2 separate regions of the Mus musculus genome follow, and region 1 is linked to region 2. Evidence: chromatin loops called from intact Hi-C (ENCODE). Cell type or tissue: heart. All regions are shown on one strand. Links, peaks and the distances in the headings refer to the core of each region. The heading gives the core; the rest is flanking DNA. Region 1 holds the start of Gna14 (guanine nucleotide binding protein, alpha 14). Region 2 overlaps Gna14 (guanine nucleotide binding protein, alpha 14).

Evidence for each region. A loop is a pair of places that touch in the nucleus more often than their neighbours do. Peaks named below come from ENCODE experiments on the same cell type or tissue, not always from the same donor. Only the 100,000 strongest peaks of a DNase experiment are listed, where the experiment ranks them.
Region 1: a loop joins it to region 2, with 4 times the contacts of the local background. A loop is called at or near these places in 5 of 42 quality-filtered maps.

The regions. Positions count from the first base shown.
Region 1 is chr19:16,433,783-16,444,542 of GRCm38, reverse strand. It overlaps Gna14 (guanine nucleotide binding protein, alpha 14), which reads right to left and starts at 8,876. Exons shown (of 7, transcript NM_008137.4): 1 at 7,726-8,876. The coding sequence starts at 7,849. In heart, for the core only: a CTCF peak has its summit at 8,901; DNase peaks (open chromatin) are centred at 5,142 and 8,582; H3K4me3 peaks cover 1,650 bases; H3K27ac peaks cover 1,022 bases; H3K27me3 peaks cover 2,752 bases.
Region 2 is chr19:16,523,519-16,534,278 of GRCm38, reverse strand. It overlaps Gna14 (guanine nucleotide binding protein, alpha 14), which reads right to left. Exons shown (of 7, transcript NM_008137.4): 2 at 382-566. Among named protein-coding and RNA genes, the nearest start is that of Gm41811, 55 kb to the left of the region's middle. In heart, for the core only: a CTCF peak has its summit at 4,778 (motif pointing right); DNase peaks (open chromatin) are centred at 7,048 and 7,598.

The DNA.
Region 1 (10,760 bases), core at 909-8,908, 90 kb after region 2:
GCACTCAGGACCCACCTGTCTTTGCCCCACTACGCTGAGGTCACAGGTGCGTGCAGCCATACCTAGTTTCTTATGTAGGTGCTCGAGATTTGAACTCGGATCTTCTTGCTTACACAGTATGTGTTCTTACCCACTAAGGCTCCTTCAATTCTTATTCTTGTGTTTGTCAGATAGCTAAAGATATTTTCATAGAAAACTGAATGATTTGGGGGGAAGAGAATAGCCCCTTTCACAAAGGGGAATGGGGGGATTTATAGGGATCTCGAGATGTTCTAGATCGAGTCTATGCCTGTGTTTATAAGATTCCCATGTTTGCCATCTGTACACTTAGAGCTGGTAACTTTCACTACATGGAAAATACCTCAAAAGTGTTGTCTTGAAAAGTACAGAGGGAAAAGTCAAAAGGCTGCCCTGGACAGACAGACAAAAAGAAAGTGGGTACCTCCCCTTGCCTCTTCAGAAGTCCCCAGCGTTCTGCTGCATTATGAGTGGAACAGGTCGTCTACCTGGTAGTTGGGGCTTATTCATTGCAGTCACGGAGAAAGCCAGACAATGTTCCAAAGTATGTCTTGATCAAAGATGTTAATCATTGTTATATTAAGATCTATTTTACAGTAAGACCTAAATCACAAAAACTCGATGAAACACCCCCCCCCAAGGGTCATGCATATTTCCCAGATCCTGGGAATATCACTCACTATCCTTACTATCTGTTTTTAGCAGGAGAGTTTGTATTCATCTCTCCCTGGCGTGTGGACCATGCAAGCCCTAGCTTGTGAACAGTCTGTCACTACCATCTCACGGTCCCTGCTTTATAAAGCCCCTCCATCGTGACCCCTGCTCTTTCCCATTCCCCCTGTGCTGCCATGTTGGGGTTGCCATTAAGCTTTCGAGACAATCTTTGACCCAGCCTATTCCTTGAGAAAAGGTTCCTCGCACTGAGCACCAGGCTTGAACTCCAGAGAAGGGACGGGACTAAACCAAGATGAGGAAATGAGGAAGTGTTTGCTATTAAGTTTCTTTTCCTTCTCAGGAAATTCTGTCACCTCTACAAAGAAAGTACGGTGCAGCACTGCCCCTAGGACTCTCCTACCCAGAGACACCAGAATTAGTTTTAAGAGAAGATTTTGTTTTAGTTGATCCAATAACATCTGTTTGGACCCAGACTTTTATTATTTATTATAACTAAGACAAGTGACCAATATCAATTTACAGTCTAGGAAACCCTGAGAGAAACACAAAGCAAAATATCTGTTAAAAAGCTACTTGGTAAAATTTAAACAAGCCACTACACGGCCAGAAATTGGTCAGCCTAAATAGGTGGTGATATCTCCTTGGTGCCTGAAAATTTCCAAAGAGAGGAAAAAAAAAAGGGTCAACAAGAGTTCAAGGCACACAATGTGTCAGGCAAAGATGAAAGGACCACGTTCACAGGCAAGAAATGGTAGATCCAGCGTTTGGAACAGAGGTCGAAACAAAAACTCCATTTTTGACTCCCACACTGTTACTGGGGCAGAACAGAAAGAAGGGAAAGTTAAGGGGACACAGGAGGGAAGCAAGCTTCTTATTCTGTGGTCTAGTTTGTATTTCTGCTGGCCAAGATTCAAGGCCATCAACACAACTGATAGCATCAGAGTTTCCTACAGAGATAGTACCACTCTTCCTAATGACATCTTGGACAAGGATTTTACTACTTAGGGCTGGGACCAGAATGTTCAAACCTTGCATGCCAGCATCTCTCATCTTTAAGCCCAAACAATAGACTTTGCAAAACCACCTTCATTAACAACAAGAATTTATTCTTAATTTATAAATGTAATGTAATTTAATTTGAAGACAGAGTCCCTGTGGCCCTTTCTGGCCTCCAACTTACTATAGAGCTTCTGATATTGATTCTTCTGCCTCCAGGTTCCTCGTGGGACTATAGTTGTGAGCCTCCATCCCCCAGCTAGGAAGACCATTAAGATAAGAGAAATAAATAAACCAACTCACATTTATCTCCTTCATTTTTAAATTTTGCTTAAACCTAGTTGTAAGTCACCCATGTTTGAGTTGTACAGTGTTTTGTTTTGTTTTTTTCTTTTCTTAAGACCTGTTGTGATGACTCATTCGTGTTTAATGTCAATGTAATAGGATCTAGAACATCTTTGGAGAGGTATTTAGATTAGGTTGGTCTCTGCGGAATTAAATAGGTCAATTGATGAGGAAAGACCCATCTTAAGGATTGTGGCACTATTCTCACACTTGGGTCTTAGAGACTGGATACAAAGAACAAGGCTGACTGAGCACAGATGATCTCACTCTGTCCCTTGACTATGGATACAGTGTGACCAGCTGCCTCAAGTTCCTGCCACCAGGACTCTCACCACAATGGAACTGTGGGACACAATGAACCTTTCCTTCCATAAGATACTGTTTTCAGATGATTTCATTGTAGCAAGAAGAAAGTCAGCGTGACATCATCTTCCTTCCCTCTGAACCATGTATTACCCAGTGTCTCTATTTAATAGACCCACTAACTTAGCTTCATTCTGACTTGTCATGAAATACTTTTCTGTGCTGCAGTCAAGGATAGCTTTACCTAAGTGAAGAGCACCAAGAAGGGAATTCACAGGCGATAGCCCCTATGATTGGATGGCTTCCCAACACTGTTGACATCACAGGCTGAATTATACCCTCCTGACAACATTTATTTCTTTGAGTCTCAACCACCAATACTTTAGAGAATAACTGAATTCAGAAAGAAGGTCTTTAAAGAGATTTTATACACACACACACACACATATATACATATATATATATATATATATATATATATATATATATATATCCTTTAAACCCAATTTAACAGCACTAGACTCCCTGTGTGAGGAAGGGAAAATACCAGGAATGAACACTCATGGTGGAAAGGCCAAGGGAGGACACAGCAAGGCTCCTGTCTGCAAGTCAAAGCCAAAGCCTCAGATTAAACAAACCTGTCAGCCCCTTGATCTGTGGACTCCAGCCTCCGACCCAGGAGAAAATCAATTCCCATTGCCTAAGCCTCCCAACCTGTAGTATTTTATCATGGCGGCCCGGGCGGAAGGATGTAATCGACTTAAGTTAAATACCACATTCCCCTTCCTCCCAGACAGTTCCCAGATGAAGTCTATGTCCAAGGTTAGCAGTCCCAGTGACTGGAAACACTCACCTCGCCTCTGCATCAGCCTGTGCATCCCGATTCCTGCCACATTTGAGTTTCTGTCCTGACTTCCTCCAGTGATGAACAATGATGTAGAAATAGGTCATGGTTTTTCGCCACAGCAATAATCACCCTAAGACAATCATTTATGCAGAGACATTGTCTTGGGATCTGCCTCCCATGTATGTGCCCACATGAGGGTAGATGTTTTGTTTGGGTAGAATGGAATAATCCTGCCATCCTTATAGACACACACACACACACACACACACACACACACACACACACACACCCAGCCCTTTCTATGTGGCATTAAAGTAGAAAAAAACTCCTGGTCAAGAGAATAGAATTTCCAATCTGGATAGAGACCTAACATGGGTCAGGTAGTTCACTGGGCCAAGGGACTAGCCAAGGAAAGCAGGTGTGATGGTTTGTATATGCTTGGCCCAGGGAGTGGCACCACTAGGAGATGTAGCCTTGTTGGGGTAGGTGTGGGCTTGTTAGAGCAGGTGTGTCACTGTGAGTGTGGGCTTTAAGACCCTCATCCTAGTTGTCTGGAAGTCAGTCTTCTGCTAGCAGCCTTCAGATGAAGATGTAGAACTCTCAGCTCTTCCTGCACCATGCCTGCCTGGATGCTGCCATGTTCCTGCCTTGATGATAATGGACTGAACCTCTGATCCTGTAAGCCAGCAGGTTTACCTTAAGCCATACCAAGAGGCTTAGATGGAATAATTAGATAATGAGATAATGAGATACTGTACCTTTTCTGCCCAGAATCCCTATGTAGCTTGTAAGTCAGCTCACTAAAAAAAAAAAAAAGTTCTTCCGAGAAGCTTAACTTTGTCTTTTCTTCCTTTTTTAAAGTGTGCTTTCCTTAACTCTTTGGGTTTCTTTTCTCAAAATGTCTCCCATCCCAAATGACTGCTTGCCTGCCATGTGTCTGACCTCCACACCAGCTCAAACAAAATTGCCCTTTCCCCTTCTTTCCTCAGTTCTCCTCCCCAGGGAGCGGCTGAGGTTTTATAGTTTATCTGCCTGGTTTTCCCTTCCCTTCCTTCCCCACCTCCCCCTCCCTCCCCGTTCCCTCCTCCTCTTCCCCACTCTCTCCCCCCTCCTCTCCTCTTTTAAACTAATAAAATCGTCCTCCAGCTTGTTTGAGCCCGGTCTTAAAGTGGGGAGCCCGATGTCCTGTGGATCAGCGTTGTCCAGCGAGACGCTCGGCCTGTACCCAGTTATGGGCTCTCTGTGACCCAAGCCCGCATGCAGTAGCCAGCTGCCGGTGCAGCTCTCCCTGGCCTCTTTCTTGCAGTGATTCCTAGGCAGCCCCAGCAAGGCCCACTCAGTCTGCCTAAGTGTCCTCCGCAGGCCTCGGGATGCTGCAACTGCCTTGTGGCCCTAGGCCTCCATTCCAGCTCTCAGCAAACTCCAGGCTGGCCTGTGGGCTGTTCCCCAAAGTAGAAGCCTGAAGGGAGGCCCTAGACTCCACAGGAGAAGCCTCGTGAGAAGGTAGCCACAGGCCGTGCCAACCATTATCAGACTGTAGTCCCCTGAAGATAAATCTGAGAAACTTCTGCAGTGGTTCCTACTGGGAAGTGACGTCACAGAGGGTCAATGCTGCAGGGCTCTCAGTCCATAAATTACTTTGTTCCCACCAATCTAACTCTTCTCTTCCCCTAGGCTTAAGGCCTCAACGCTAGCAAAGGTGCCACCCAGGCTCAGGACAGGACTCAAGACTGCTGGCACTTCTATCCACAAGGGCATCCCCTGGAATTCACAGCACAGAGCCATTATCTGTCTGGCTGCTTTCCAGCTGCCTCTGCTGAGCCAGCAGGGAGCCAGCACTGTGGGGGGTCCTTTCTTCCCCAAGGAGTTCCTGCTGCTCTCTCTGGCCTGGGTTCATCCTTTTGAGCTCACTGACCTGGGCCCAGTGGTCACCCTGTCTGCAGCTGTAGCTCACTTGAAAGTTTCAGTTTCTCCTTGCACCAAACGGCCTTCGGCTCGGCATCTGTCCTTAGGAACACCACACTCCTTTGGTCCAGCTCCAGCCTCTGCATCAAGGCCCTGGGATTTTTATCTGTGGTCTGGCAAAGATGTCAGTGTGAGGACTGTCCATTCCTTTCCCACTCCGGCTGCAGAGGCCTGTGGGATGGTGAACTCCCACGGACAGGTCTCAGGGGTGAAAATCCAACCTCTGCCTCCCCGATGGTGTACAAGACAGGTATCACCATTTTCCTACCAGTGTTGGTTTTGTCCAGTGTTGTCCAATCAGAAGGAATTGCGACTAAATTCAACTAAATTCAACTTTATCGTCTTTATCTCCTCCTGTCAAGAAAGCACCCTACCAATATACCACCGGCTGTAGCCGGACAATAACGTGTATCCCTCAGTACTGGCCACTGACCCACACTTTTATAAAGCCCAGATCGGACTCTGCTGCTCTATGGTACACTTTAAAGCACCCTTACCCCCAGCTGCAGACACATACATCACTGTGAGAGCTTCTGGGGACAGTAGTCCACACGGGATCCCAAAGTCCCATTTGTGAACTGGGACTTTTATATCGGAGACACCAGACCATCAAATGATCGAATCCAGACACCCCAGAAACTGGTGACGTTCCATCGCATGTGACTTCAGACACAATAGCACATATCCTCCCCTGGTTCCTGAATCTTGTGAGTCACAGCCTCTTCCTTTAGCTTGAGAACTGGACTACACCACAATCCATCTTTAGATGGAGGGAACCTGGGTTTTTAAGCCCATACTTGAAGCTCCGTTAGCTCCGTAGGATTTGGAAGTGAACAGGAAAATTGTCACCATAGTGATGGATAGTCTCAGCTGGGAGACAAGAACAGGAAGTACTTCAGGGAGCCAGAGTGGGACAAGAGGTAGGAAGGCCTGAGGGTTCAGTTACTGACGCTAAATGTGACTTATTTGTATGTCTAGGTCTGTCAAAGAGGCCTATTAGTAATACACTATGGCTCGGCTTGCTACATAATTTGCCTTACAAGGGGCCAGCCTCAGTATAGTCCTAACAGTCCTTCACACGAATCTAAATATTTCCGAGTGAACTAAAGTTTAGTCTGCCCTTGACAAGAGACCGTATCCATCTGAACTCAAATGAAGGCATAGTTAATCATCTTAGTGTTCACGTGATACTCCACACTTGACAAACTGAACTTGATGACAGACTGCAGGGTTCAGCTAGAGTTCCCAGGCCTATTCCAAGTCTGGGTGAACAGCCCTGACCCCAGGGGTGGAAAGTGGCCCTTCCTTCCCATCCCCACCCCACACTCCACCCACTGTAGGAACCTCGTAGGTATAGCTGTGGACCTCAAGCTACTGTCCCCAGCGTCTTTACAGCCTCAGCAAACAGCTTTCCTTGGTGCTTACTCCCCTAATCAGGTCTCTCCTCACTGGCTTATAGTAAGCTAGGAGTCCTTTTGGCAGGGACTTTCCTCTGGCCTTAGAGAAGAATCAGGAGTGTGGAATCTGGGTGGTCAGCCCTTTGAACTTGCAGGTTTAAGGAAAACCAAAGGAGGCCCTTTAAACTCAGCAGTAGCCAGTTACATAGTGGAGGGCTTGCTCGGGTGTGAAGGCAGTGCAGGCTAAAAGCCCTCTCCTTCAGTCAGTCTTCAAAAGGGACTGCTTAATTAAATAATTAAACAAATGGTGAAAGAGAGGACTCCAGCCTGAAAGGACAGAGGAAATGCAAGCAGCTATTTTGGGGGTGGGGATGGGGGTGAAAGAAAAGGGCCAGTGTCCAACAATGGATGGGGGCTGAATGACACTCTACAGGCCAGAAGAAAGAGATCCTTGCCTTGGGGGAATTAATCAGACTTTAAACTCTTCTCTCTTTGTTTTAAAAACACTTCTTCAAAGGCCTTCTAAAAGCCTAAGGAGGCACTGGTAGAGATAGCCTGGACATTGAAGTTAAACTAAGGTGGGCCAAGGGAGACTTAAAGCTACTCTCTTGATGCAGGCTCCGGTGTCATCAGCAGAAGGTCCTGGTGTCAGAAGAGAGAATAGCAGTAGGGGTGTCACTTCCGAGGCGCACTTGCTATCATTTTCCCCTTTTCTCCAGTTTGTCAGTTTCTAGGGTTTCCTCTACAGTGAGGACAGAGCCTTCCCACCATGACCATACCTGGCAGGTAAAAACTATGCTGCACGTGGCCCCTGCAGTCAGACCCTCAACAAGAACCGAACCTAAACTGCGAGGCAGGCCGTTCCCCACCACCCACCAACAACTAAGTTTGGGGGTTCCCGCAGCAGCCGCCTGCTGGGAGCCCAAGGGCAAAAGCGAGCAGGCCCCGGGTTGGGGGGGGGGGGAGAGAAACTGACAAGGGTCCAGGAGTTGAGCCCTGGCCTGCTCTGAGATATCAGGAGTCTACGATCGAAGGTGGCCCAGCTCCCCAGGTGCAAAAAGACCGGTTCCCTGAAGGGACATAGAGAAACTCAGCACGCCACCCGGCAGGCTTGTTGGGACGGGAAAGAGCCGGGACGAGAACACCAGAGCTGCGCGCTGGATAAAGGCGGCCACTCACCCAGCAACAGCAGCTTGAGCTCCCGGCGCGCGTCCTTCTTGTCGCGGCGAAGCTGCCGCTCGATCTCCGCGCTGATGCGCTGAGACTCTTTCTCCTCCGCAGACAAACAGCAGCAGCCGGCCATGGCTTGCCACCTCGACGGAGCGACAGGGACCTGGAGCTTAACGCCCGGCCGCGCGGATTATCCGCGCCAGACGCAAGGTTTGAAGAGGAAACCACCTGAACCAACTATGGTATGGAGAAAGAGGCTCGGATCTCCTAGGCTAACGCTTTCTCGAAGGCAGTTCCGAGGTCAGGCGAGTCCTGAGCGCTTGTGTGGTCCGGGATCAGGCACCCAACCCCGCGCTTGGGAGGGAGAGAAGAGCGAACTGGGCAGTGTGATTGGCGCTGTCTCCAGAAGATGTGCGTCCCCGGACACTGTAGCTGGGTACCCAGGTAGGCAACGCACACCGCGAATCAAAAGTTGGGGCGTCGGTGCTGCTGCTAGAATGGTCTCTCCGGGACTGTAGGGTGTCGCAGGCTAGCAGCAGGTGTGGCCTGGCTTGCAAATAAAGGGCCAGCTAGTCCCTGTTTGCAAAGTTCCGAAAACCTCAACCCGTAGACTTTTGCGGAATGGAAGGTTCCTCCAGCACTGACCGCTCTATGTGACAGGAGGGGGCGGAGCGTCTCGAACCTGCAGCCAAGGCTGCAGGAGTTGCCTGAAGTCCTACCCCAAGCCGACGGTGCCTGGGGACAAAGGATAGCAACAAGAGGCTGGGTCGCAGAGTAGTCTCACACCTGCCTCCTTGGCGGTGGCGCCCTAGTGCAGGCAGGGCCACTTGCCAAGCTTGCTGTAACCAGCAGACACTGGCTGCCAGCCCCCTTCCCGCTGCCAGATCCGGGTTCCGACAGGTGAGGGAGTTTCGTCAACTCCCAGCCTCAGTGCCAGGGGTGGAGGCAGCGCACTAGCAGACCCGAGCCAAACGTCTGCAGCCCGTTCACACACCGCATGCCAGCAGCTAGGCTCAGGCCTCTTTTCCCACCTGAGGCTGAGCTTTGCCCACCAGCTTCTCCACCGCTCACACTTGGGGTTTCTAGACTGGCTCCCTCTGCTTCCCGGATGCCACAACTCAATTTGGGCTTAGTGCAAGCCTTGGGTCAGCTTGTAGTTTGCCTGCCTAGTGCAGATGGGCCTGCTGGCTGGCGTAGGAACTGCAGCTGCCTTCCGGGGTCTGGCAAAAGAGCAAAGGGCTAGTTAACGCCTCCCAGCCGGTCCTACCTCCTGGCACCGGATGAGGGGGCCAGGGACTGGAGGGGTGAAGGAAAACGGCTGGCTGCTTTGCATTTGATGATGGAAAAGACTTCTGTTTGTAGAAAGAGTTGGCACCTTCCCGGCACACCTGGCCAGTTCCCTGCCCAGCCCTGCAGCCAGACTGCCGCCTCGGGACAGCTCCTGGAACTCTGCGTGTGGATGTAGGAAATCTGAAAGAACCCCTGACAACTCAAATGCACAAAGTTTGCACAAAGCAAACTACTCTGATTTTGTCTGTGCAGATTTAAAGGTGCGGATAAGGGATCCTCGGGACCAGAGCAAATCTTCTTTGCCTTCTATTCAAGTTGGCATATGACATGTGCACGGTTACGGAATCAGACGCTAATTCTTCCTCCGTGAAGAGCAATGGAAGCAGAAGTGGGGCGCTGTGGTCATTATATAAGAACTTGGCAGCTAATGTTATCTGGCTGCTAAGTCTTATTTACTTTACAGTTTAAGAAGTGCGGACCAATCAGGCTTTAAAATGCCCTGTATTTTAGTATCCTTCCAAGCATAATTGACGACAACAGTGTCCCCTACTGGAAAGTTTCTGGATTTTTTTTCTCTCTGTAATCTGTCACCCACTTTTCCCTTTAGCTCCTACAGGTGTTGAGAACACCACCATTGGCTCCTCAAACTAACATCTCAATCACGGCTTTTAGTCTTCCACAGATATTAAAACCAGAGCAAATCTGAATTCCAAGTTAACTGGAATAACTGACCTGTTCAGTCTCCAGTTACTAGCCTTCCAAAACAGATCCTGACAGATCGTCCCTGGCGAACTTGGCGGTACCTACCGGAACCCTTGGTACCTACCGGAACCCTTCAGTGTTCCCATTCATTTGATCAAACCCGTATTCCTTGTATAGGACACGGTGCTGAAGAAGTCCCACAGGTTTATAAGCAAAGATCTCTATCTTCAGCTAACAATACAAACTCAATGAGTAAAATGTCAACAGCAGGAAATAAGCCAAATTAACTATGTTTGGTCCACATAGGACAATATTATGTATCCATTAAGGTGATCTATGAGTAACATTATGTCCCAATGAATAACACCTTAGGATGTTTGGGTGAATGACAGCCTGCATACAGCATCGTGGTGTCACCATCTACCTCAGGGCTGGGGATGTAGCTCAGTGATAAAGCCCTCTGTGCATTTAACATCCAGCACTGGAAAAAAAATCATACCTTCCAATGATAGCATAACCATTCTAGCTTGTATAAGAACACTTGGAAGCATCCATATGCCATTGTAGCTGAGTAGCCACGAACTCAGTACACTGCATTCCCACCGTTCACTCATGACGACAGAAGAACAACAAACTGGGGAGAATCTTCAAAACACATCCGGCAGAAAAGACAAGGCACAAACATATAAGCAGTACAACGGAAATGGTATGGGGAGAATACACACCTGCATTTTTAAGAGCATAGAGTACTTATATCAGGAAGGTTAGCTGCTCTGAGTCAAAACTGGCTGGCTGATTTTAAATTATCTGATAGAGGTACCCGAAGCCCCTCCCGTCATGTTTAGATTGCACTTTCCTTAACCGTGAGCAGAGCAATGGACTAGAATCCATTCAGGGGACTCACCCAACTCTAACATTTAATCATTTCTTCAATGATTTTTCACACTTAAAAAAAAAAAAAAAGGCAAGGGATTGTAGAGCTGGCTTAGCAGTTAAAAGCCCTGGCTTAGGACCAGGTTCCATTGCCAGCACCCACTAGGTGGCTCACAACT
Region 2 (10,760 bases), core at 880-8,879:
AGCTAGATGCCATAAAACCAGCAGCATCATTTCCCCACTGAGGCAAACAATGGGTCTCTCCACTCAGAGGGAAAACGGCCATCTTCTTTTGCCAGTCCCTGAAATGAGCAATGTTAACAAATTTCAGAGTTTCAGAGTCTCTGAACACTACATAACACCATGAGCTCATTTCCTACAGAAAATGTCAGGCCGAAATAGGACCAACAGGACTATCAAAATGCATCACATGCCTCCCAAATAGCTCTTCCTCTACTGAGTAAAGACCTCCAATACTCCGGTACTCGACCAAATTGCTTAGCAAACCCTTTTGTTCAAAGGCATTCACTGACCCCGCTAGGAAGGCGTACATTCTGACACAGCCAACCCTCTCAAGTACAGTACCTTATTCTGCTCACACATGTATTGTATCCTCAGGGTATCCATTGCTCTGATCATGGCTTGCATGGCCGTGAATATGTTTTGGTAAACCAGCTTCGTGAAGCCCTTTCTATCTTCATCACTGTAGCCAGACCCATGGATTATCCTCATCTGCTTGATAAAGGTGCTTTTCCCACTCTCACCGGTTCCTAAGAGAAAAACAATGAGTGAAGAACAGTTAGCAGACTCCAAAAAGAAGCCCTGGTAGCATTGGTCCACATCTCAGATAACATTGGTTGGTGGGATGGGCTTGCTAAGAGTCTACCAGAAGCTTATGAGGTAGTGCCCGTCCATCTTCCTTTCCTCAAGTCCTGAAACAGGTCAGACACCTGCCTGACCACTCTGAACATGAAGAATTTGCTGCCGTTCTTATTGACAGTGATGGAGCCTCTTCAATGTTCAGGAATGGTTTGAGCAGCAAAACTCTTGGAGAAGTGAAGGATCAACCTGTGTATTTGATCCTTGCACAATGAAGCATCATTTGCAGTTATGCCAACTATCTATGTGATAGTTGTTCATTCCAATCAACATTTCAGGAGGTCTCCAAAACTCCTAACACTATCCTGTGGCACCAAGAAGCATATATCATTGAACTATTCCACTGGTCTCTAATGTACAGAGAAGTACAGACACGATATATAGAAAATAGGATCCCAATATCCCATATTTCTCTCAGATTGGGAATCGCTAAAAAGGTAGTAAACACATTTATATAATGAAGCTCAATATATCTAAAATTGTCTATGATAAATGGAATCAATTATATGAGGTATCCATGGCTCATCTCCAAATCTAAGTATTGCTTTATAATTTTTATTAATAGTTTGGTTATTAATAAGGTTTCCAGCAAAGATGAAGGAAAAACTATCTCAGAACTAGAATTACTCATTCTATACCCTTTAAATAACTGTACTTTACAAAGTGAAAATTACATTTCATAATTTGTTACAAATAGAGAAAAGTTGTCTAATAGTGTTTCTGTCAAAAGAAAATTTTATGTGAAAAAAATCTCACTAATACAACATAGAAATTCTGCTGTAACAAATGGTAAAGATTATTTTTTATGGGATGATTGATTTATTGTGACTCTCTATAGTCGTTCATTTCCAGCGTCTCAACAGGACACACAGACTGTACAAATGTCATCAAATTCTATCATCTCTAGCACTTTATTGACTTAGTCACATAAATACCGTGCTGTACTTTTTTTAAAAAATATTTTACCTATAGATAGATATGTGTTTTCCAAAGTAGGAGGCTAGAATACATACATAATGGCTACTGAGTTTATTACAATTAGTGACTTTTAAACTTAGATGGGCTTTCCTCTATATCCTCCCCAGGACTTTAAAAACTCAGAGAGTAAGGCCTAGAACAAAGCCCTGGAGAGGCAAAGCTTTAGGAATTTTTTAAGATTCTTCTGGTAAAAACAAGTATTTCTTAAGACTGATTTTGTCAAAACACACACCTGCTCTCCTGTTTGTTTCTTTGTTAAACCCTCAATGTGTTCCCTTCCCCTCAAGAAGTCAGACAAAGGTAGACAAGAGGGCCTGGTGGTGTGGGCCTTCTGTCCTTAGCAGCCTTTCCTTGAAGACTCTTCCTTCTCCACTCTATAACCCAGCCACACTGGCCTGCCCTCAGATCAAGCCTTCTTGGCCCCTTCACCTTGGCTCATTCCTCTTCCTGCTTTTACTGCTTGCCTTTATTCTTGGCCATGCCTGGCCTTCCTAATCAAGTCAAATTCAATACTCAGCGACCGGCCTTACCCACAGTTATGAGGATCTTCTCATCTCGAGTAAATTAATCAAGATACTCCCTCCTCACAGCTATCATCACAGGCTAGCCTTAATCTAGACCAGGGTTTCTCAATCTTGCTAATGCTGTGGCCCTTTAATATACATCCTCATGTTGTGGTGACTCACCCCAACTATAACAGTCTTTTCATTGCTACTTCATAACTGTAATTTTGGTACTGTTACGAATAGTAATATAAATAATTGATATGCAGGATATCTGATATGACTCCTGGGAAAGGGGCTGTGACCCACGGTTTGAGAACCAATGATATAGACATTCTCACAGGTATGCCTGGGAACCTGTCTCCTCAGTGTCAACTTGATAATTAATACTAGCCATTACACGAATGCTGGCCATCTTTGTGCCTGGTATGATACCTGACCTTTGGTATCATAAATAAATATTGAGCAGTGCTTGATGTTAGGTCTCAGTTGCTCTCTGCCTCATTATCTGAGTCAGGGTCTCTCCCAAAAATCTGCAACTCCTGGAATCAGCTAGGTTAGCTGGTTAACCAGGAAGTTCTAGCTAGAGCTCCACCCACCTCCACCTTCCCAGCTGTCGTGTCGTGACTATGTACCACCAAGCTAGCCTTTTACATGACTGCTAAAGAAATAAATTCAGATCTTTATATGTAGGCAGCAAGCACTGAATCGTCCCCCGAGATCCCTTCTGAATTATCTTTTAACTAACATGGAAATAACTCAGCGTTGTGCAACCGACTGTCAGAACTCTTTCAATCTTACAAAATGGAACCCCAACCTCAGCCTTGGTGAACACCCTCAATTTCTGCTCTGTCTACCTTGACTCCTCTTGACACCTCACCGACATGAAGTCATACAACCTTTGTTCTTTTGTGCCTGACTTACTTCAGCGAGCATCCTCAAGTTCGTGTCCACACTCAGCAGTCCTTCCCTGAATAGCAGATCTCTAAAGTTTTCAAATACAAGATATTTTTTTAAATCTACCAAGTTACAATTACCTAACTCAACACTTGGGAAAACAGAATATGCCGATTCTCTGTGCCCCAGCCTGTGTTCCATGTGTGTCAAGAGACTCTGATCACATAGGTAAGTAAAGGAAGGCCCTAGAAGGAGCCTCGTGCTGATATTCAACGGCCTCTCCAGCATGACAATTGGATGCTGATACCAACAAATATTAAAGGAGTCGCTATGCTGGGGAATCTACCCGAGTCGCCCCCTTTAGTCTTCAGAACCACTCTGAAATAAGTGCTGTTCTCTGCAGTACAGAGATGAGAACCGGGGGATTCAGATTGCCTATGTAAAGTCTGCACTACACATAGGTACCAAGAGAAAGGCCTGAAATTGATTCACCTGGACTCCACTAACAAGCTCCACTATCACGGAAGATCTGGCTCAGAAACCAAAGGACTTGGTGGTACTGGACTCGGAAGAGTCAGTCCAGCCATACACTGGATAAAGCCCAGACAAGCCACCGTCTTTCAGATACATCCTGCTCAGGTCCTGCTGGGCTCAGCACACTCTTGTGATGTTCCCCATGAAGAAGTCAGCACATGGGGAGTTAACTTTACTGTGTTTCTTCCTGTGACTCAGCTCTCATATTAACTAGGTTTTCCTAGATCTACTCAAAGAACTGCATGAAAACTGAGCAGAGGACCAACTCCCTCTCCTAAATGTTACTATCAATGCTTGACCCAAAGTCCTAAGGCAGATTAGCTCTCTGTTCCCGTGGAATTCTGGGGTCCCTCTCCCCCAGTTCCAATACTCTGTTGCTTTAGTCTCTTCCGCCAGCAGCACTGAGCCTCTGGTCCCATGCCAGTTCATCCCAAACAAATATTAGTCCTGTGTTTTACAGATGAAGAAGTCAAGGTGAACATGGAGATTATGTAACTTCTTCAAGCAAACTGTCACTGTGACCTTGAAGCCAGACTCACTCAAGACAGCTTGAAATTCAGCAGCAAGATAAGAACGCTTCCAGTAGCAGGGCTCATTCCCTTACACCAGGACAAAGGCAGTCACAAACGTTTCAAAAGCCTCTGTATTTTGGGGCATTAAAACCAACCAACCAACCAACCAACCAGAAAACCTACTTTAGAACACTTTTTAAGATTAAATAACAAAAGTACTTAAGAAAACCATTATTTAAAAGTACTCTTTAAATCTTTTGGTTCAAACACCCAAACACACACACACACAGGAGGCAAAGAAGAAAATAGAATGACTGACACCAATCACTGAAGACCAAGATCAAGAACAGGAAGAAGCCATGTAGAGGAGGTCCTCTGTTCTCATTAAAGCTGCTCTACAACCCAGCTGATACCATCTTTTTTTTTTTTTTTTTTTTTTTTTAAGAAGAGAAACTGAGAATCATAAAGACTGCACAGGTTGTTCAAGTTTATGCAGCTTGATAGTGTTGGCCTGCATCTGAATCAGGTCTGCATTGGCACATGATCTTCCCATGACAATGTGGTACTTTCCTAAATAAAAGGTCTCCCCTACTACACAAACTGAAATTACAAAAGGAAAGCCTTATTCCTTCATCCTGCAGAACTGTGTTAGACCAGGGATGGCTCCAGCAGCAGGGGGCAGCAGGCAAGAGGGAGTGAAGGTAGGTCATGACATCATGCCTTCTACAGTGGCAGTTGTGGCAGGGCCACAGGGATTGGTGAGCTCAAATCAAGGATCTGAGCTTATCCATTTACCAGTTCCAAAAAGAAACTCCACATTCAGATTTCATGTACACATTTATTCATTTATTCAGAGGAAAAAGTGAACAACCAACAGCATACCTCTGGGGATGAAAACTACTAGTGTTTTTTACTGGGTGGTTTTTAATTGAGGAGTGGCTGGCTTAGCTCTCCTTCCTCACCCCACTACTTTAGCCAATTATCTTCTAAAACATGGGTGTGGGCCCATGCTGCTGGGCTAATTGCATCAGTCCAAAATGAGCCTGGTGGGGTTTCTCCTGCAAATGGAGGAAAGAAGGAACCCTCCACTCACATCAGATTTTTATTCCAAACAGGGGCCAAGCCTTTGGTCTGGAAAGGGAATTTTGGTGTTAGATTACCAGGGATTGCTCCAGGAGAAATTCCACCCAGACTCGGCATGCAGCAACACAGGTTCAGTCTTCAGTAAAAATAAGGGAAATGGCACCTCTCTGTTTACTTTGCATTTCTCCATTTGCATATTTGAAGTCACTAAATGACATCCCAACCAACAAGGGGATGCCAATGTACACAATGGGAGTCATATATGTCAGACCATATCAAATGTCCATGTACATGATGGGCTCTAAGCTTATAATGAAACCAAACAATTCCCATCATGCCATATTGTCACTTACCATTTAACATTGAGGGATGTTCAAGTACACAAATACCACCGTGTTATAACTGCCTACAGTATTCAGGACAGTGATATATTGCATAGATTTGCAGTCTATACACACAGCCTATGCTTGCAGAGGCTGTATCATCTTGGTTTGTGTAAATATAATCTATTATGTTTGGACAATGGCGAAATGTGTTTTACAGAACATATGGCCATCATTAGGTTAAGCATGTCTGTACTTTTCAATTCTTATCTGTGTCCGTCAAGAGCCTGCTATGTGAGCTGCTTGCCTGTCCTCTCACTGCCACTGCCTTCCATAATAAAGGCAATGGACAACAGCTGGCAAGACACTCAGGCCAGTAACAGATTCACCAAAAGACCTCCTGTCTGCTTCCTGTCACCATAATTGCTGACATCTCAGCAGGAGAGCATCAAGACACCCCTCCTTCCACTCCACCCCACCCCACCCATCTCTTGCTGTGAAACTCCACTTAGGCAGTTTTGCCCCCTTTTCCATTAAGCAACTGTTCTTTCTTGACCAGTACCCTCAGCACTGGGTAAATGGACATGTGTCTCTTGAGTATAGATAACACATGTTCTATTCTCCTCTCCACAGGCTCCCTGCTGACTATGAGCGAGGGCTGTGGGCCTCTGGCCTTGCAGGGCTGAAAGCTTTCCTACAGTCGTCTTCTTGACTATACTGTCCAGAAGTGTCTCCTAAGCCTCAGTCATGTGTGCATTAATATTGTGATTTGGGCATCTCCATATGATACTTGTGTGACTATCTAATATTTTATTTTATATATTGTTCAGATGTTTGTTATAAGCTATGAAAACCTTGTATTTCCTGTGATGACTAAAGTAAATAAAAGTGACTTTACAATATCCCAGCAGAAATTCTTCCCAGCTTTTTGGGGAATTACCCACAAAAGATCGTCCTATGTAGATAAAACTATTCCTTCTACTACTCATCCAAGAGGCTCTCCTAATCCTGATCCCTTCCCTCTTCAGGGCCTCTGAAATTCCACCAGGAACCTTATGCAGATACAGAACAGCAAGGCTACAAACACAGAGCTGAAAACAGGCCCAAACCAACAACTACAACAACAATAACAACAACAACAACAAAACCCATACACACAAAAACATCTGTACACTAAGACCCTACACCTCTGAGACTGAGAACACAAATTAAGGTCAAGTATTAATTTAACTTCAAATAACACAAGAAAGCTCATTGTGAGGGTGAGGGGGTGGCAATAAGTTGCTTTTAGAAGCCAGGAAAAAATAGAAGGCAAAACAAAATAAACCTTTTGAATGATAGACAAGAGATAACTGAACAGAAACCAATTGTTCTAGAATGTACCCAGAATCCAGAAAGACTGGCTCCCTGAGAACTAAGGCAGGGAACTAATCAAGTTCCTGAGACAGGCAGTGACCTAGCACATTTCCTGACCTGCAAGCCCGCCTCCCAGAAGCCAGTGTTCTCAGCCTAGGGTTACAGCAGACACTCTGGAGACAGTACAGCTTAACTCACAAAAATGAAGACAGATGGGGATGTCACCTAACTTACATTAGCAACAGGCTGAAGGGCTATGAATGCGACCGATTGATTGCCAAGTGGGCTTTCTCTAAACAGGGATCTTGTTTCTCTTGATAGAGGACACACCAGTGTTCAGGGATGGATAGTTATGGCTTATCGACCTCCATGTTGATTCCGTTTGGGAAAGCAGTTAGGAGGGGGTTGCCTGGAGTGGGAAGACCTGCTGGAGATGCAAAGCCAGCTCTTTCATGCCAGGTTCCTGCTGCTCGGCTTTCTGATGAAGACCTGGTGCCAAACATACTGTGGGGCTCAGGTTCTCTGTCAAGCCTTTTGTGGAGTCGTGATAAATAAACTCAGAAACCGTCTTTTGTAACCTTTACGTTGAAGCAGTTCTCACCTGCAGAGGCCTGCCCAGAGGAAATTGTTGTAACTTTGTTTGGTACTCTCCAGCTTGGGCTGACCTTGGGTCACGGAAGTTTCTGCAGCTGCCTGGGCTGCTGTCCTGTGACTTGTCCTCCTGCAGATATGGGTTTATGAGAAAAGCGGGCCAGCTCTGGGTAAAGCCAAAGAACTAGTCAAGAAGCGAGAAGCACCCAATGAAATGCAGATTCTCTGTTCCCTAGTCCCCAGCTGAGTCTCATCTGCCTCAGTGAGAGCCTGGGAATATGCAGCTGTGGCCAGTAGTATGGAGGCTTCTGTGACCTGGAGGGAGACACTGCTGCAGGGTCCCTCTGAAGGACATTTCTGATAGAATCCACCTGGGACAGAAATGTTCCAGCTGCTACATCGTCTTCAGTTGAATCGTCTTCAGTTGAATTTTTCTACCAAGTTCCGATTTCATTTCTTCATGAATCCTCAGGCCCCCAAGGCTCTACTCTTCCATTTCCAAGGAGAAAATATTTTTAGAGAAGCAGTAAGATTCACTTATTCAAGTCTGCCCAAGCCTCATTTCACCGTCAAAGCCGTGGCACCTTCCCTAGCTTCTATTCTCTTATGTTGAGGAATTCCTGTGTTTAGCCATTAAAGGACAAGAAAGATTGACTTGTGCAACAACTGAATGGGAAGCAAATCGAGACAGATTCGCAGCTACTCTTTGAGAACAAGGAGCTAACAGGAGGTTTTTAAAACAAAAAGGGAAAGTTGAAAGAAATTAAATGATGAAACCTAAAAGCCAGCTTAAGATACATATTTTTTAAAAAGAGGAGGGATTTAACAAATGCTGCATTGCATCTGATGATCTTTCGGATTTATTAAAATGCCCAGTTATCTTTACGATCTAGGCAAAAGAAAAAAATGCCATGATTCTAAGCACATCAGCCCCTCTCAGAGGGAGATATCACATCCATGGATGTGAGATATGGATGAGAGATACTTTTTAAGAGTTCATCTAGGCCAACAGGGTCCCTACAAAAGCCAGATGACTTAGTTCAATCCTGAAGACCCCCATGGCAGAGGAACTGAGTACCCCAAGCTGCCCTCTGACTCCCACATGCACACAGCTCCCCATCCACACCTCCACAAAACAATCAAACCTGCAATAGAAAATTTAAAGGACCCCCAACTATACTGAATTTTTAAGCCTATTTTCCTATCATTACCATGCTACCATGTAACAACTATGTAAGCCACATTCCTATCCTCTTAGGTACCATCGGTAATACAGAGCTGAGCTAAAGCACGTGAGAGCATGTAAGCAGCTTCTATGCAACCACAGCACCGTTTAACAGCAGGAGACACAGTGTAGTATGGACGACTAGGAGAGGTCTAGGAATCGGTATCCTCAAGTGATAGCAAGAGCAACCATGCGACCCATCGTCTCGTCATGGATATCACTTTTATTAAGATGTACTTTCAAATTCAAAGCATCTGTGAGAAGTTTCTTTTTAAGATTAAAAAATTAGGTGTGTGAGTGTTTGGCTGCATGTCTGTGCATCCCATGTGTGTTTATGAAGGGCAGAAGAGGGCATTAGATCCCCCTGGAGCAAGAGCTATGGATGATTGTGAGCTGCCATGGGGGTGTTGGGAACTGAAGCTTGCTCCCTAACAAATGTTCTTAACTGCTAAGTTGTCTACCCAGCTCTCTTGCTCTTCGAGCAATCAAAACTAAAGGGACACACCCGTTATCTTTTAATCATCAGGACTTTTTGAGGTCTTAGTTTTTAAACATAAAGTACAGAAAACAGTGCACTTTCCACATTTTGCTATCAATACATTTAAAAGGTCCTATACAGAGAGACACCAAGGCGAGTTTCCATTCTAAATTAAGTTGAGCTATTTACTTATATAATCAAATCTTCATAATGTTATAAAGGCGGGATGCACTAAAAATTCAATATAAGCATTTAGCTCAGTATTAATTATCTTACAGCAGGAAGCATTTGGCATTGGTTTGTGTTCATTTCTTGAATGCAGTTACATGATCCAGAGATCTCTGTAATGGGCAAGCATCAATCCTCTGCAAAGAGCTACTCAACTCAGCTGCTTTCTGGCACACTTCTCGAATCTCAGCATTCAGGAGACTATCACAGGAGGCTCATAAATTTGAGGCCAGCCTGGGCTACATAGTAAGACCCTGGGCCTCCACATCCATCTGTCACCCCTCTCCCAAGAGGTTAAAATAAAAGGCTATACAGTTTAGTTTATTCTGTGTCCGTGGCTCATTTATAAAACCCTAGGAAAGTAATATACTTGTTTTCAACAAAACTCCACTTTGGAGCATTCTCTAGAGCTCCATTAGTTTACCCTGGAGATTAATAAATCACATGAATGTCAAGGAGAATCCTATCCTGGTATGTTTTATGGCTAACAGATAAAACAGCAGAACTTCCATCAGCATCACTCACGCCTCTTATTAGAAAGATCGTGAATTCACCTGCTGAAGGAGACTGACTCCTGGTTGATTTACAAAAAGGGCAAACGCACGTGTTTTCGTGAATGGCTGTAGAGCCTCCCACATATCACTGCTACTTCTGAAAATAAGCACCCCTTCCCATTCTTACAGTAACATCCACTGAGAAATCCTAGCATCAGGGCACTGGTAGGGAGTGGCTCAGAGCCTGTGGAGGGTGCTGAGGCCACACTAACATTAGAACAACTGACTCCAAGAGAGCCTGCAGTCAGAACTGCCCTGGCACATCGTGACAACCGTTCCAGAGTTGGATATGTTGTGAGTGGAAGGAAAGTGAACTCTGGAAGAGCAGTTAGTGCTCTTAACCGCTGAGCCATCTCTCCAGCCCTATTTATTTCATTTTCAAAAACAACCGAAAGATTCATATTATCTTTGGTGGTTACTTTTGGTTTGTTATCCTGACTTGATTGAGTGAAGCCTGGAAAATAGATACCAAGATGTAGGATGGTTGTAAATATACTGGATGATGTGGAAAGGGAGTTTGTGGGAGGAAGATGGAAGTGTGGAGGAATGGGATAGGAAGAGACTAAATGGTAAAGATTATGCAAATGTGGATAATTCTAATGTTCTCTCAGAAGAGGGTATGCGGATGGAAACACAGTTAGCAAAAGCCATCCTGACAAGGCTTTAGATGAAAATGAAGAACCTGTTGGCAACAGGTCCAGTGCTCATTCTTGAGTCAGCAAAGCAATGGTCTGGCTACTTTTCCTGAGTCTTATAGGAAATTACGCTTAAAGGTAACAGACGGAGTCCGACAGGCGTAATAGATTCACGCTGCTGTGTGGCT